Linked DNA regions of Homo sapiens: region 2 is linked to region 1. A link is a contact called in ENCODE Hi-C or POLR2A ChIA-PET data. All regions are on one chromosome and are shown on one strand. The core of a region is the stretch at or near the end of the contact, and the rest is flanking DNA. Distances in the headings are between cores, read along the strand shown. Region 1 holds the start of LINC02013 (long intergenic non-protein coding RNA 2013). Region 2 has its middle 81 kb from the start of P3H2-AS1.

Region 1 (3,090 bases), core at 19-2,518:
TACAGAAGAGGCTGTTTCTTGTTACAACAGTACCGTGCTGTGCTTCAGCCATCCATAACACGCCCACTGTATGTAGTCTCATAGGAGGCATTGCAGGTCCAGTGTCTAGCCAGAAATGAGAAGCAGAGATTGTTATTTTTTTTTTGAGGTGTGACTCACCCACAACCTTCTCAATTCCAACTAGTTTTGTTTTGTTTTCCTGTAACCTAGTTTTAAATATATTTCCAAATCAGAGGCTGCCCTCAAAATGTAACCCTTCACCAACAGAAGCTTGTCTGGGAAGATTCTGCAGAAACTCCTCTCAGATTTGAAAAAATAATGGATTGGAAAATCATGTTTTGGCCAGGGTTCAGCAAAGAAAGTTAGGAACTGGCTACCAACATCACAAGAAACAATACTATATATAAAGGTATTGGTGTATTGAGATAGCTTATATTATTATTCTAGGTAAGGTCATCTAGGGGAATCATATGCCTGCATTTCGGTTCTCTTTTGAGGTACTTACCCTGGGCAATAGGAAGTATGAGAGGGGTTACAGAGATCCTCTTCCTTGGGCAGGAACACGTTTACAGCCATGATAGACACTCACTGTGAGGAACATCAGGTGGTGTGCGTGTGTGTGTGTAGGAGAGGTTGATACTTGAAATAAACCTCCTGAACCATGCTAAGAAGTCCAAAGTATGATAACAAGTGTGGATTTATCCAGATGACATTGGAGTAACACTACAGTGTTTTAAGCAGGGAAATTACATGATCACATTTATATTTTATAACTATAGTAAAGCTTCCATGTGTAGAATAAACTGGAGGAAAGCATACTGAAAGGATGAAGACCATCTAGAAACATATTCAAAAGTCTAGGCAAATGATGGTGATATGCCTAGCCTAGTAGGATTATGGATATTGAAATTGACTGTATTCTAGAGATATTGAGGATAGAGAAACAACAAGACTTGGAAATAGCTTGGGTATCTCCATGATGATAAACAATAATTTGGAAAATACGGTCTTGTTTTAAGTCTTACTGTGAACACATGCAGCTATTTGCCTGTGGATTTGTGTTTTTCTGACTGTAGGAGCATATTGGGTCTACACTCAAGGAAAACTAGAAGTGCAATAGTTATTGCCCCAGAAACAACCCTCAACAAATAACATAAAGGAAGATGACAGATCAATATTTCACTTTCCTCTCACTCGATAATATACCCATAAACTCTGTCCCACTAGAGTTCTAGGGTTCCCCAGAAAGATTTAGCTCCAGTTACCAATAGTGGTACATGACTTCATAATGCCCCCTGCGCTAGAATTCTTCCATTTCCTATTTTACTTCTCCACTTCCTCCCTACTCCCCTACCAGCATTTCTTGGGAAAACTTGAATATTTGTCTTACTGTCTGTTTTGGATAAAAACAAATGATGAAAACTTTCACTACAAAGGGATGATATTGGGGTGGAAATGAAGAATTCACATTTGAGAAAGATGAGATCAAGATACTCTATTCAGGTTGTTGTAGTTTAGCCCTTAGGGTCTTTCTGGTGTCATGTTAGAAGACTGCTTCCAGAAGCCTAGTTTCTGAAGCTTTGAGCTAAGGATTGGCCATCTTTTGCTAATAGTCTTCTTAGATGTCTGATTTGTTCTTCCATGAGTGGTGAATTTGTTTTTGATTATGTCCCCTCTGTTGAATGAAATTTAATTGTATTATACAAATTGCATTAAAGAGTATTTCTGGTATCACGTTTAGCTTCTTACTTCATTTAGCTAGGGTAAAATATGGTACTATAACCTGAACTGTGTTCCTCAAAATTCATAAATGAAAGCCTTGACTGCCAATGTGACTGTATTTGGAGACAGGTCCTTTACAGAGGTAATTAAGATTGAGTGAGGTCACAAGGGTGGGGCCCTAATCTGATAGAACTGGTGTCCTTAGAAAAAGAGGAAGAGACACCAGGGCTGTCTCTTTTTCTTAGTTCTGACAAAGGGAAAAGGCCTCGTGAGAACACAGCAAGAAGTCTGCTAGCCACAAGCTAGGAAGAGTTCCCTTACCAGGAACAGAATCAGCTGGAGTCTTGACTGGGATGTCCACCCTTCAGAACAGTGAGAAAATAAAGTTCATATTAAGCCACCCAGTCTGTGGTGTTTTGTTATGGTACCTTGAGCTAATACATATGGGCACATTAATGTTTAAATGAACGTCTTTACTTTATTTCCAAACTTCAGTATTTTCCTTCCTACATTTTAATTTTCTTTTTTCATAATGTTCTTTCATAAGAGAATGAATTTTGGACCCAGATCATCTGTTACGTTGGTCAAATTCCTTAACTTTATTTGAATCAATTTTCTCAAATGTCTGAAGATGATGATACTAATATTTGCTTCCCCGTCGGATGGCTGTCTTCAAAATAAGCACTTTAATTATAATAAAGGCTGGAAATAAAAATATTTCTTTTATTATTGCTGTATGTTTTCAATATTCTTCAATATCTTACATGAATTTTTTTAAAAAATTAAGTTGAAACTTTCTATTCCTGTCTTATTTTTCAGACATAGCTTTTTCCTGTCTTCCGTTCCACTCCTTCTCTAGAATTTCTTCTTGCCACACACTTCTTTCCCCTGGGTAGACAGAGCCTCACAAGCTCATCCTTATTTTTCCTCACAAAGCCTTGTCAAACAGACCATCCATTGAGATTCCTACTGGATCAATTGACAATTGATTCAATTTGGTCACTAGGCAACATATTTTAGGAAAAGAATGTTGTGAATGCTGTTTTTGCATTTATTTTCCAGGATTAAAACCTTCTTCAAATAATCTGCTTTGTTCCAGGATCCATGAAAGCTTGAAATAGCACCCACACCGTCTGCACTTGCTTGCCCTTTATGCCATAAATTCCTTCTAAACATAGACATCCATGTCAAGTTGGCATTGATATAGGATGCAGATTTATGTGTTTAGAAGTAAGTCAAGAAAGAAAGAACATTTGGAAAGACTATCAAGAAAGATGGGTTGTCAGAAAAAATAAAGAAAAAAGAAAAAAGATAGGAAAACTAATGAATGCTAAAACACACTACAACAGCTTATCAGTGTGAGTTAGC
Region 2 (3,129 bases), core at 397-2,896, 500 kb before region 1:
CACCATCTCAGCTCACTACAAGCTCCGCCTCCTGGATTAACGCTGTTCTCCTGCCTTGCCTCCCCAGCAGCTGGGACTACAGGCTCCCGCCACCACACCCAGCTAATTTTTTGTATTTGTAGTAGAGATGGGGTTCCACCATGTTAGCCAGGATGGTCTCGATCTCCTGACCTTGTGATCCGCCCGCCTCGGCCTCCCAAAGTGCTGGGATTACAGGCGTGAGCGACCGCACCCGGTCAGTCATTTCTTAATAAAAGAGTTGCCTGGCCTACCTCTTTAAGAAGAACAGCAACTCACCTTGCAAACATAATTCAAGTATATGTGTGTGTGTGTGTGTATATATATATACACACGCATATATATGTGTATATATATATTTATGTCAAACCTCATATATATGTATATGTGTGTGTGTATATATATGTCAATATATTTTTATGTCAAACCTCATATATATAATATATATAATATTAATAAAATATATTATATATTATATATATTATATATAATAAAATATAATATATATTATATATAATATATAATAAAATATATTATATATTATATATATTATATATAATAAAATATAATATATATTATATATAATATATAATAAAATATATTATATATTATATATATTATATATAATAAAATATATTATATATTATATATATATGAGGTTTGACATAAACCTCAGGGGTGGGGGTGGTGGAAGGGAGAGCATCAGGAAAAATAGCTATTGCATGCTGGGCTTAATACCTAGGTGATAGGTTGATAGGTGCAGCAAACCACCATGGCACACGTTTACCAATGTAACAAACCTGCACATCCTGCACATGTACCCTGCACATTTACCTATGTAACAAACCTGTAGATCCTGCACATGTAACTTAAAATAAATAAATAAATAAGGCTTTAGAATGAAATTGAGTTTAGGGCCATGAATACAGTTTGACGGGTGTGGGCACAGAGGTGATGTTTGGCATCAGAGTAGATAAGTTATTTGAAGAGAGAAAAACAAAAAGAATAGAGTAAAGCAGAAGATGAGAAACTAAACTCTACTGAGTACCCACAGTTCTGCAGTGGAGTAAAGAAGAAGAATTAGAGAAAGTACTCTCTCTATATAGTATTCGTATATGTATATGAATGAAGGATTTAGTAAAGTATAATTTATGGTAATAGTTTTTACCGTCAGAAGTATTTTCTTTATTTTATATTGAAGTTTTTGTTTTAAGATTAATACTGTTGGCCGGGCGCGGTGGCTCACGCTTGTAATCCCAGCACTTTGGGAGGCAGAGGCGGGCGGATCACGAGGTCAGGAGATCGAGACCATCCTGGCTAAAACGGTGAAACCCCGTCTCTACTAAAAATACAAAAACTTAGCCGGGAGTGGTTGTGGGCGCCTGTAGTCCCAGTTACTCGGGAGGCTGGAGAATGGCGTGAACCCGGGAGGCGGGGCTTGCAGTGAGCCGAGATCGCGCTACTGCACTCCAGCCTGGGCGACAGAGCGAGGCTCCGTCTCAAAAAAAAAAAAAAAAAAAAAAGAAAAAGATTAATACTATTGTCAGTATGCTGGTTCATTGTGGAGTATAAAATAATTTATTCTTCTCCATGAGCAAGTCGTGATCAGTTTCTTGTCTAAAAACCTTCCTATAAGTCCAGGAAAGATGGCTTATTCTGCCATCTTGTGGCTTGTTTTATTATGTTATCACTGTACATTGAGAAGTAATGGGTTAAAAGAAAACCAAACCGAAATTTACCCGAAGGTGTATTTTAATTATAGTACATACTAAGTGTATATTGGAGGCCAGGCAATAGAGCTAGGAAAATAAAAATATGAGGTATATCCTTCTCTTAAGGTTGATATTGGGCACCCGTTCAGAATATTCCTTCTCATAAAGTTCTAGGAAATAAAATCATAAATTAAGTAGGAATAAGCCTAACATGAAATGAACAAGATATTTATAAGGAAAATTGTAGAACCCTACTAAGGAACATAGAATAATGAAGGGATATATTGTAATTGTTAAAATATTTATTATTATAATATGCATACATCTTCCAGAGTAAGCTACAGGTCTGAAAATATCACAGGCAAAACCCCCAAAGAATGTTGTTTGTATATTTGAATATTATAACTTGGTAGTATAGTTCAAATGTAAGAGAAAATGTGAAACAATAACAAAAGAAAAATGAAAAAGAAAGGAGAAGAAAAAGGGCTTGCTTAAGATATAAAATGCACCATAACATAACAGTCATTAAAAGACACAAAATATGCAAAAGTAAACAAGTAGGCCAGCTGAATCGCATAGAGTCCAGGAAGAAACTCATGAAAAGTATTGACAGCTGATATTTGAAGTGACATTTTAAGTTGGTGGGGGAAAAAGAGAGCAAGTATTTCATGAATGATGTTTTAAAAATTTACCACGCATTGGGAAAAAATAGAGTTGTTTTCAACTTTAAGCTATATACCAATATGAATTTCTTATGTTTAGAGAGCTAGATGTGACAAAAAAGTCTATGTAAGTGTGATATGGTTTGGCTGTGTCCCCACCCAAATCTCATCTTGAATTGTAGCTCCCATAATTCCCATATGTTGTCGGAGGGACCTGGTAGAAGGTAATTGAATCATGGGGGCAGTTCCCCCATACTGTTCTCATGGTAGTGAATGAGTCCCATGACATCTGATGGTTTTATAAGGGGAAACCCCTTTTGCTTGGCTTTCATTCTCTCCTAAACTGCTCCCATGTAAGATGTACCTTTCACCTTCTGCCGTGAGTGTGAGACCTCCCCAGCCAAGTGGAACTGTGAGTCTATTAAACCTCTTTTCTTCTTTGTAAATTGTCCAGTCTTGGGTATGTCTTTGTCAGCAGCATGAGAACAGACTAATACATTAAATTGGTACTGGTAGACTGGGGTACTGCTGTAAAGATACCCAAAAATATGGAAGTGGTGTTGGAACTGGGTAACAAGCAGGTGTTGGAACAGTTTGGAGGGCTCAGAAGAAGACAGGAAAATGTGGGAAAGTTTGGAACTTCCTGGAAACATTTTCAATGGCTTTGACCAAAATGCTGATAATGATATGGACGATGAAATTCAGGCTGAGGTCATCTCAGATGGAGATGAGGAATT

Evidence for each region. A loop is a pair of places that touch in the nucleus more often than their neighbours do. ChIA-PET counts read pairs that join two places held with the same protein, here RNA polymerase II (POLR2A). Pooled maps may share reads with other maps.
Region 2: a map of A673 shows a loop between it and region 1 (3-fold over the local background). The contact joins the enhancer-like site here to the promoter of LINC02013 in region 1. A Hi-C loop is called at or near these places in 2 of 168 maps with a recorded cell type or tissue (A673 and IMR-90) and 2 of 50 pooled maps. POLR2A ChIA-PET finds 5 or more read pairs at or near these places in 2 of 52 experiments (GM12878 and activated T-cell).

Annotation. Positions count from the first base shown.
Region 1 is chr3:190,698,046-190,701,135 of GRCh38, forward strand. LINC02013 (long intergenic non-protein coding RNA 2013) reads right to left here and starts at 1,269. Exons shown (of 2, transcript NR_183762.1): 1 at 506-1,269; 2 at 1-105.
Region 2 is chr3:190,200,310-190,203,438 of GRCh38, forward strand. No RefSeq gene overlaps it. Among named protein-coding and RNA genes, the nearest start is that of P3H2-AS1, 81 kb to the left of the region's middle. Within about 2 kb of position 1,647, at least 4 of the 41 ENCODE cell types and tissues checked have a DNase peak (open chromatin) inside an H3K27ac peak, as active enhancers do; they include A673, where a contact is called at or near this core.